2 separate regions of the Homo sapiens genome follow, and region 2 is linked to region 1. A link is a loop called in an ENCODE intact Hi-C map of the cell type or tissue named here. Cell type or tissue: natural killer cell. All regions are shown on one strand.

Region 1 (5,000 bases):
GAGAGCATCGCAGGGAAGAGAGACAAGGATGTGAGCCCAGTAGGGCCCCTGGAGGAAAAATGGAAAAGGAGGGACTTGGGGGATGGCTTGGGAGGGATTCCACTCCGTACTAGAGACAAGCACCGTCTGTATGATGCTAAGCTGTGTGTGTGCAGGCGAGGAAGGTGTGGGGAGGGCAAAACGAGGTCCCAGGCCTCAGGGGCTGGTGGGGTGTCATGAGATGTGTGCTCAAGGGGTGCACAGACAGCTTCTATAGGTTGTGCCATCAGCACTGGAAACTGAGAAGTTGTTTTTGTTTCAGTGGAAAGATATGTTATGATGTACATGGAATGGGGATGATGAGGCTGAGGAAGGGAGCCCTCATCCCTTCCCCTAAAACTAAGCTCTTCTCACAGCTGCTTTTAAAGCAATTTCACATTTCCTACTCTGTCGACTTCTCACTCTTGGCCATTCCACCTTGTACAATTCCAGGGGGCACCATGCTTGATGTAGTCCAGGCTGACAATGCTCCTGGGATGTGCTGCCTGTGAGATGGGTCTACCCTTCCCAGGTTACAGAAGAGCAAACTGAGCTTCAGAGAGGATGGGTGAATTGGCCAAGGATGCACAGCTAATTAAAGGTAGGACCTGAAAGAGCATCCAAGGATTTAGAATCCCACCCAAGTGTTTTGCCCTAGAGTGGTGGTGTGACTTTCCTTTAGTTTCTTTCCTCCTTAAAATATATATTAAAAGCTATATGTTATGGTTGCATTGGTATAAGGATGAATGTAGTCCAGGCTAGATTGTGTCTGATGGGCCCAGCGTGGCCTAGGAAGCCCCTTCCTACTGGGCTCCAGCCTGGCCTGATTCCGTTCAGCCCATGCCACAACCCTGTACCTTAGTCAGACTGGGCCTTCCATGCCCCATCCACACTCAGGGCCATGCCAGAACCTGGATTATAAAGTATGAAGGCCTTTTCCCCCTCCCCACATTTATTGAAGTTATCTGGGCTGGTGTCTGCCTTCTGTCTGCCGCTACGTTTCTCCAGACTTATCTCCTCCAAGAAACTTTCTTTGATAACACAGATGTATTAGGAGCTGCCACTAGAAATTCTCTTTGTATGAAACCGTCTTGAATTCCCTTTGAACCTGTGTCTCCCCAACCTCACTGTAAGAAAGGCAGGGCCCACATTCTCTTGTGTGTATGCATCACCACCCATCCATACTTCCAGCAATGCCTGGTGCAGAGCTGGGTACACGGGGAACCCCATAGGTGCTGAGTTAGCAGGGGTAGCCCCTAGGTCAAACTTGCTGTTTCCCATTCCCTGCTTTCCACCTGGCAAACTTGTATACACCCTTCAAAGCTCAACACTCTTGGTCTCTAGAAGCCCTCCTTTATAACTTTCCAGACAGAGTTAATCTCTCCACTTGCCTGCTCCCCTTAATTCCCAGCATAGGCTCCATGGGAAGAGGATACAATGCCTTCCTCTCATCGTCACTTTACTTGGCTGTTTCGCCACCACACTGGGGCAATCCTGAGAGCAGGCGTGACCCACAGCCCAGAACAGGCCTCGGATGTTGGTGGCCCAATGGACATCTTCTGCCCCAGTCCGGCTCACACTCACTGGCAAGTAGAATCAGGAGTGGCATCCTATTTCCAGCCTGCCTGGGCTGGACTCCAAGGAATATCTCAGGCCTGCTACAAAGTAGCTTAGGCATCTAGTTCCCCAGAGTCTCTTCCCACCTTCTCCTTTAATTAAACTCACCTTCGACTCTTGATGATCAGGAAATGGATTATCTAGGTCAGCAGTCTCCAATCCCAACCACATATTAGACTTACAAGGAGTTTTACAAAATTCAGTGCCTGGCTTCCAGCAGATCAATTACATCGGGATTTCTGGGAATGGGACCCAGAGTATTTTGGATATTTTTTAAAAGGCTCTTCAGGTGAGTCTGATGATCAGAGGGGTGGAAGTAACTCATGTTGGTGGTGGTTTTCTAATTAGAAGTGTCTGCCTTTTGTTCTCATGATGTCTTAGTTTTGGCTCATCTCCTGAGTCAAGGGCTCTCCTCGAAGGCTGGCTGGGAAGAGGTCATGGCTCCTAGAGCTGATGGGGATCTCAAGGGATGGTGACACCTGGCTGCCTGCTTTCAACAAGGTTATCTACGTTGTCTGTGGTCCCATGAGAAAACCAAAACCCAGAGAGGTTAGGTGTCTTTCACAAGGTCACACAGCCAGTGGATGGCCACAGTGAGTTATAAATCAGGTTCTTTCAATAAAGATTTGTTGGTGGGCTGGGGCAGGGGTCAAATGAGGCTCCAGAATGGCGCTGAGTGCATGTTTTCCCAGCACATCACCTGCTTTCCCAGCAGGCGCTGCAGGAATGGGCGAGAGTTAGCTCCATTTCCCTCAGTAACAATTCCCTGGTGGCCTCAGCTAAGCAGCCAGCTTTGGGCACATCCTGTCCCACTTGTCTCCTCCTAGGAAAGAGACCCCAGCTGGAAGCGCGTTCTCCCCTCCCTGCTCCTTCCAGAGTGTTTTGCTGAAAGAGCTGCAGGCAAAGCTCTTTAGCGCCATGGTGGTGAGTCATCCGTGCCCCTCTTTAGAGACCCGACGCTCCTCTCCAAGCTCGGGAAGGAGAGATGTTTAATTTATCAGACAATGCCACAAGATGTTGTTTACATGCACACCGGATGTAACACAGACGCAGCAAACCGTGAATATGGTAAACCTGTTTGTGGCTTCTCCTCCGTGTCATAATTAAAGAGACAGTTGATTGGATCACATGTGCAAAGTGGCAGCATCAGGGCGGGAAGCCACAGGGATAAGCCGGCACCAGGGGATGTAATGTCCTGTCCCCTGCTATGCCAGGACGCACCCCTGCTGCCATCCTCTTCCTCTCAGATGGAATGGCTGTGTGCCCTGCTGCCCTGTACATGCTTTCTCTTCCTGTCTCCACCCCTGAGTTGGGGTCTGAGCCCATACTCTGTGCTATCATCTTATTTGGTCCTCAGAATAACCCTAGGAGACCAATGCTATTATTGGCCCATTTTACAAATTACAAATAGACAAAAAGTGCTAATAATATTAATTGCCACCATTATCACCACCACCATGGTTAATATTTGTATATGTTTACTCTGTGCCAAGCTCTAAGCCCCTTATACATTCATTTAATCCTTGCAACAGCCCCGTAAGTACAATTAGTATCCTTATTATACACATGGGGGAAACTGAGGAACAGTGAGGTTGAGCAACTTGCCCACAGTCACACAGCTGGAAAGCAGCAGTGAGGAAATAATCCATTCACTGATGGAGTGAGAGCAACTGGAGATCCAAGGGTGAATGGTATAGACAGCCCACCCCTCACAGAGCAGGTGAATTAACCTGCTGAGTACCCCAGGGTTGGTCAGTAGCTGAGCCAGGGCTTGAGCTAGGTACTCTGGCATCCTGAATTTGGTTTCCTTCCTGTCTGACCATGCTCTCAGTCCTTTCCAATATGTGCATGTGTGTATGTGTGTGTATGCACACATGCACATATGTGTAGTGTGTGAGGCCACATTCTGAAATACATTTTCTATTGATACATTTAATTTGGAACCAGCTAGTGGTTTTGGCTATCCAGCTGATCACATGGTAGGTTTCAACAAATAAACTAAAGAAGTTAAACTGAATTGAATCTAGCACCACTCCCTTCTCTGGGCTTCTAGGGACTGGAAATGTACAAAATTATACTCTGAGGAGTTGGTATAGGCAAATAGTTGAGGCACAGGTTCGGAAATTTTGTCTGGCTTAAAACCAAGTTCCCACACATAACCAGATAGAAAGCCTTAGGCATTTGCTTCACTTCCTTGTGCCTCAGTTTTCTCATTGCAAAGGGAGATGATAATGGTTCCTACCGCAGGAGGTTAAGTGAATATTAAGCTCTTAGAATGCTTGGTACCCAGCACTCAATAAGTTACAGCTATCACCATCATCTTCATCACAATTAATAGAAGCGATGTCTCTCCCAACCTCTTGCCAAAGCACACTTGGGGAGACTCCCTGTCCTCCAGCCTAGTCATAGCAACCACCACTCAGAAGAGGGCTTCCCACTCCTGAGCTGACAGTGGCTGCAGTGCCATGGGCACTGGCCCTACAAGACAAGGCACAAGGGTTTTAGTGCCAGCTCTGACACTAGACAAGTCGCTTTCTCTCACTGGGGCCTCAGTTTCCTTATCAGTAAAATGGGGAGCAGCTAAGCTACTTCTGCTAAGTTACCACTAAGTAACTTTCTAAGATCCCTTCTGGGTCTCACTTTCTAAAATTTCCAGGAGCCTCCCTCCCGTCTCTTTCCTGCTGTGGTCCCCTTTCCTGGGAGAAGCATAATCCTGAGTGGGTTTTGCTAAAACAACGTGAAGGAAGATCCTCAATTTCTAGATAAGCAAGCTGAGACTCAGCAGGAATCCAGCCAAGTTCGTGGCAGGACTGGCTTGGGGCTCAGGGCCGCTGGCTCCCCTGTCGTCACCACAGAGCCCACCTACAAGGCATGGGCTCCATTTGGGGGTTTGAAGACCATGCCAGGATGGAGCCTGGGCCACGTTCCTCCTTCTCTCCAGCACGCAAGGCCCTGCCAGCCCTAAGAATCTGTGCTGCTGTGAAATAAGTTTGGAAAAAATAATTTTGGCTTAAAGCCTGTTATTTTTTTCTAAGGCCTACTTCTAGGAAAATGTCAAGGATTCCTGAGAATTGATGTTTGAATGCAGACACGAATCTATTTCCCCTTTTCACGTCTTTATACGAAATCCTCATGGCCTAGTAGGAAGGATAAAAGTGAACACTGATTTAATGCTTGTTGTATACCAGGCTTTCTTCTAAGAACTTTGCATATATTAACTTATTTACTCTTTATACAGCACTGGGTATTATTATCCCTGTTTCTCAGATGAGGAAATGGAGGCCAGATGGCTCCATTTACATGGCTAGATATTGATGAAGCTGGGATTTGGTTCCACTTGTCTGGCCAGGAGTTCAGTTCAGGCT
Region 2 (5,000 bases), 69 kb before region 1:
TGTTTGTGACTGAGGACAGAGAAGTGAATCCAGGCCTGAGGCTGGATACTGGCTCATGGATCAGGTGCACAGCCAGCTCTGCAGGCCAGCCGTCTGAGGTCTGGCAGTCTGTTTTGGTGCAGGCCACTGGGGCCAGCCTGCCCGCTGATCCAGGCACTTCTCTTGCTGACTAACCAAGGTGTCTGCTTGCTCTTCCCAGTTCTCCTCTGCCCTCACCATGCACAGATCCTAGGAACTCCAGGTTGAGAAGGACCCTGAGAGCCCCCCTGCTCATCAGCGCCTCCATAGCAGGCCCACCTGGCTGTCAGCACCCTCTGCTCACACACTTCCAGGACATGCCAGGCAGTCATCCTAGCTCTGGACAACTCTGAGTGACTCATGGGGGCCGTGGTCTGACAGACTGCGTCTTCCTCCCACCAGCCCAATGCAACCCCACAGCTGCCCAGAACAAGCCTGTTTCTTTCTTTTGGACATGTTGTTGCTTCCCATATTGTGAGGCCACTCTCTCATCCCACCTTGAAGAATTCACATTTCCATTTCCTCCAACCATTTCCTCATAGCACAGTTTCTAGTTTGCTGGCAGGCTGCCCCGTCTGATCATACCTGATCACATGTCAGTTTGTCTTTGGCCCTTCTCTTTGGGGGTTCTCAGTAGTCAGACCCTACATTGCCCCAGTCAGACATCACACTTGTGGACACCACCCCCTCCCTGGAAGTACACTGGATTCTCTAGAAGCCACATCCCACTGGTGGTCACACTGAGCAGACTGTCAATGGAGAGGCCCTGTGCTTTCCCAGGACTGCTGTTAAGCCACATTGCTTAAACAGTGTCCCCACGACTGCAGGCTCAGCCAACCCAGGCAAGCTCTTGAGCCCATGTAAGGCCTGCCTCTCTCTCTCTCATTCTGTGTATGTGTGTGTGTCCTCATTCAGGTCTCCACAGATATAGAAGTCTTCTCTATTTAATTGTATTTAATTGTCCTTAGCTTCCAGCCCCCAGGGACTGGGTTGGCATATCTTAGAGGAAAGAGTGTAGGCTTTGGACTCAGACAGAAATCTCTCTTTGAAGGCTAGTTCTGCCCCCGACCAGATGTGTGACTGTAGACCATGTGACTTTCCTCTCTCTGAACCTCTGTTTCCTCACATGTGAAATGGGAGAGTAATACTAGCCTTCTGTGGTGAGTGTGAGAAATCAAGTACAATAGGAATAAACATGTCTGCTCCCTTCCTGGGTCATCTGGTACCACAATGGCGATGACTACAATGATGCTACTTGTCATTTATCTCCTGGAGGAGCTGAGAAGAGCTTGTTCAACAACAACTCATCACTTGGAGAAAAAATGCAGAAGGTGTCAGATCAATTATACCTTGTTATAAACACAGACGTGTGCAAAGTGAAGATTCCCCACCAGCTGTGCCCAAGTCACGCTAGAACAGCCAGCAGACACCAAGTAAACACCACCTAATGATGAACCTGGTCGGACCATTCACGCCAGTTGGCAGATCCATAATTTCATGGGGGCATCACCCGGAGCAAAGCCAGCACCAGCCTCCTTGAAAATGCTATCGTATGCTCTCTTTGGCAGCATTTCCATTAAAACTGGAACCATGCAGAGGTCAGCATGGCCCCTGCAGAAAGATGACAGCAAATTTGTGAAGCATTTTATATGAAATTCTGGTACATGCTACAACTTGTGTGAATCTTGTGTGATTCCACTTATATAAAAGACCTGGAGTAGTCAAATTCATAGAGACAGAAAGTAGCAGGGTGGTTGCTGGGTGCTGGGGGGAGTGAGGAATGGGGAATTCTTATTTAGTGAGTACAGAGTTTTAGTTTGGGGTGATGAAAAAGTTCTAAAATGGATGGTGACAGTGACTGCACAACAATATGATGTATTTAGTGCCAGTGAACTGTCCACTCAAATGTGGTTAAAATGGTAAATGTTATGTATATTTTACAATAAAAAATGGCAAAAAATATCGCAAAGCCAATTCTACCAGGTGAGCAGGAAGAGGAGAGGTTGTTGGAAATAGATGTGTCACTTCAGGGAGGCTGATGAACATATGGGTGGCAGTCACCCTCGGCAGGGGCTTCTTGGTTCTATTGTCTATGGGCTTGGGTGGTCCTGTCAGATCTGGGGAAGGAGACAGCATTTGGGGAGGGGTAGAAAGAACCCCTGGCCATCTGATGCTATTCTACATGTGCCCCAATGGATGAAGAGTAGAGCAACTCCAGAGCAGAAGTTGGCAGGAATCAAATGCCTGGGAAGAAGTCGCTGAAGATCCAGCATGGTGGTTCACAGCAGCTGGGCCTGGGTTCAAATCCTGCTCTAGCAATGACTAGCTGCGTGACCCTAGGCAGATTACTTACCCTCTGCCTCAGTTAAATAGGAACACTAGTACCTACTGTGTAGGAATATAGTCAGGACTAAATGAGGTAAAGTGTGTTAAATGCTAGGGGTGCCTGGCAATAAATGAAGGAATGGTAAACACTGTATTTTGTTTCAATGCCAATGGTGAAGTCAACAGTAACACTTTGTCTTAGTTTCTTTGTATTGCTTAACAGAATACCACAGAATAATTTATATTTTTAAAAAACAGCAACAAAATTTTCTCACAGAACTGGAGGCTGGAAGCCCAAGATTAAGGTGCCAGCATTTGGTCTGATAAGGGCCTTCTTTCTGTATCCTCACATGGCAGCAGTGGAAGGGCAAGAGAGACAGAGAGCCCCCTCGGTAGCCACAAGCCCTCATGACTTTATCACCCCTTACAGGCTCCACTTCTTCATCCTATCATCCAGGATTAGGTTTTAACCTATGAATCTCAAAGAGGACACAAGCATTCAAACTATTGCACCCTTAATAAAGCAAATCTGGGTAAAATGAAGCCCTCAGTCATTTCATGGAGGGGCATTGGGGCCCCACCTTTTCCTTCAATTATAACCATCTCCCTCTGTCAGATCAGAAGCTGTATCATAAGAAGGAACCTGTATCGACCCCCAGGGTGAATTTGTGCTCTAGTGAAGAAGGTTTACTGACTGTGCCATGCCTGGTGAGTCACTTCCCATGTTTGAGCCTCGCCTTCACAGTTTTCTCACTTGCAAAATGGGTTCGTAACAGCAATCATATGGTGTCTTTGTGAAAATTAAGTACTATGATATTTGTTCAGTACAGAGTATGCTGCTGAGAGTATGTTTATGCAATAAAAAGAAGCCATGATGATGTTTGCATTTGGTATTTGAAGATCAGTTTCAAATGTTGGCCCCACCATCTGCTAGCTGAGCAATCTTGAACAAGGGATTTTGCTTCTCTGAATCTCAGCCTCCTCATCTGTCAAACGGGAATGAGAACACTACCACCTCCCCCAAAGGACCGTCTGGAAAACCTAAGACGCACATCTACTTGGACACAGTATGTAAGTGGTGAAGCATTTATAAATGTGAGGTGTCCATTTTTTATAATGGGGACAGCCAGCACTCGTGCATGAATGAGTGACCGAGAAACTTATTGACACTTCCTTGGGGGCTGTTCCAAGCTGCATGCCTGGAGGCAGACCCCCTGGTGAGAGACTAGCTGGGCATCCGGCTGCTGAGTTGCTGCATCATCCTGCCTGCTGCCTCACCCCACGGAGAGTTGCCCTTTCCACCCAGCAGTCAGGAGGAGCCCACTCAGCACTTCGCTGGGCTGTGTTTCTGCTGATTCTCCCTGGATACCTCTGTCTCTAACAAGCAGTCTGCTCAGGAAGGAATTAATTAAGGGTGGGGAGAGTGACGACCTATAGCAGGAGGTCTCAGGTGGGCAGCTGGGAAGCCCCACTCTGTCCAGCCAAGTGGAAGGTCCTGATGCACTCCCAACCCTGGAGTCAGCAGGAGGGAGGGTGGGGGAGCAGAGCCGTCCCCACCCACCAGCCATCCTCATGTCCAGGCTGGAGGATGAGGCTCTAACTCCCACTCTGTCATGACTTGTTCAGCCTTGAGCAATTCACTTTCCTTCTCTGTGCTTTTAACATTCTAGAATTTCACAAGAACATCACTGGAAGAGGGGTGATGGGAGCACGGGGGAGGCAGGAGGAAGGGGATGGGATATTGGGGTTGTGGAAGTAGGGGCAGCAGCACGTCCCTGACCCCGAAAGCACACAGGAGTTAGCATCAAAGTGACCTGGGCTCAAATCCCATCTCCACAATTTATTGACTATATCTTTACTCCCTTACTTAACTTTCCGTAGCTTTTGTCTTCTTATTTGTAAAAGCAGTTTGCAAACCCAATTTGCAGAGTTATATGAGGATCAGAAGTAATGTACACCAAGCACTGGCATACAATATATACTCAATAAATCATTTATATATATAGTGAATGCTTACATACTTTATTATTGTCTATCTTCTATTTATCTTTCTATCATCTCTTACAGACTAACACCATCCATTCCACCCACCTCGCAGCAGGACCCCTCCTGGTGGCAGAAGATGAGCCGCCTGAGGGCACAGGTAGTTTTAGGGGTTGGGGTCTCTGCCAGATGGGCAGAGGAGCCTTCCTATGGGATTTGTTCATTAGCCAGGAGCTTTAAGGTGGGGCTGGCCTAGCCTAGAGGTGCACCATCCTGATTTTGCCTGTGAATTACTAAAAGCAGCAGTGTAATTATCCTCCTTCCTCTGTCCTGCCCCAAGTCTGGGAGCAGCCAGGGCCTATGGGGACAATGAACACAGAACAGAGCCATTAATTGCACACCAGGGTCCCTGGAGGATGGCCATATGGGCCTGTCATCTTAGTGTGGAAGTAATCATGTAAATAAATCACGTGTGAGTAAATCACAGACTTATCTCATCTGTAATTTTCTGGGAGTCTCTCCAGCACTGTTTATTGAGGTGCATGGGTCTGAAGCCCCAGAAATTGGCTCACTCTCCTCCCTCTCCTGCTCCAGCTGGGGAGAGGCCATTCTGGGTGGCAGATGGGAGTGAGGCTGATGAGGAGTCGTCCCTGCTCTGCTGGGGTACATGCAGG

What was found. Peaks named below come from ENCODE experiments on the same cell type or tissue, not always from the same donor. Only the 100,000 strongest peaks of a DNase experiment are listed, where the experiment ranks them.
Region 2: it touches region 1 in a loop (5-fold over the local background); 1 of 110 quality-filtered maps calls a loop at or near these places.

What each region holds. Positions count from the first base shown.
Region 1 is chr6:40,475,267-40,480,266 of GRCh38, forward strand. The region is part of intron 1 of LRFN2 (leucine rich repeat and fibronectin type III domain containing 2); the gene reads right to left. Among named protein-coding and RNA genes, the nearest start is that of TDRG1, 99 kb to the left of the region's middle. In natural killer cell, no CTCF peak of the experiment used is centred here; DNase peaks (open chromatin) are centred at 2,165 and 2,695; H3K27ac peaks cover 1,346 bases.
Region 2 is chr6:40,406,283-40,411,282 of GRCh38, forward strand. All of the region lies in intron 2 of LRFN2 (leucine rich repeat and fibronectin type III domain containing 2), which reads right to left. It also overlaps the pseudogene RNU6-250P. Among named protein-coding and RNA genes, the nearest start is that of TDRG1, 30 kb to the left of the region's middle. RefSeq lists an enhancer at 3,226-3,727. In natural killer cell, no CTCF peak of the experiment used is centred here; no DNase peak of the experiment used is centred here; H3K27ac peaks cover 2,686 bases.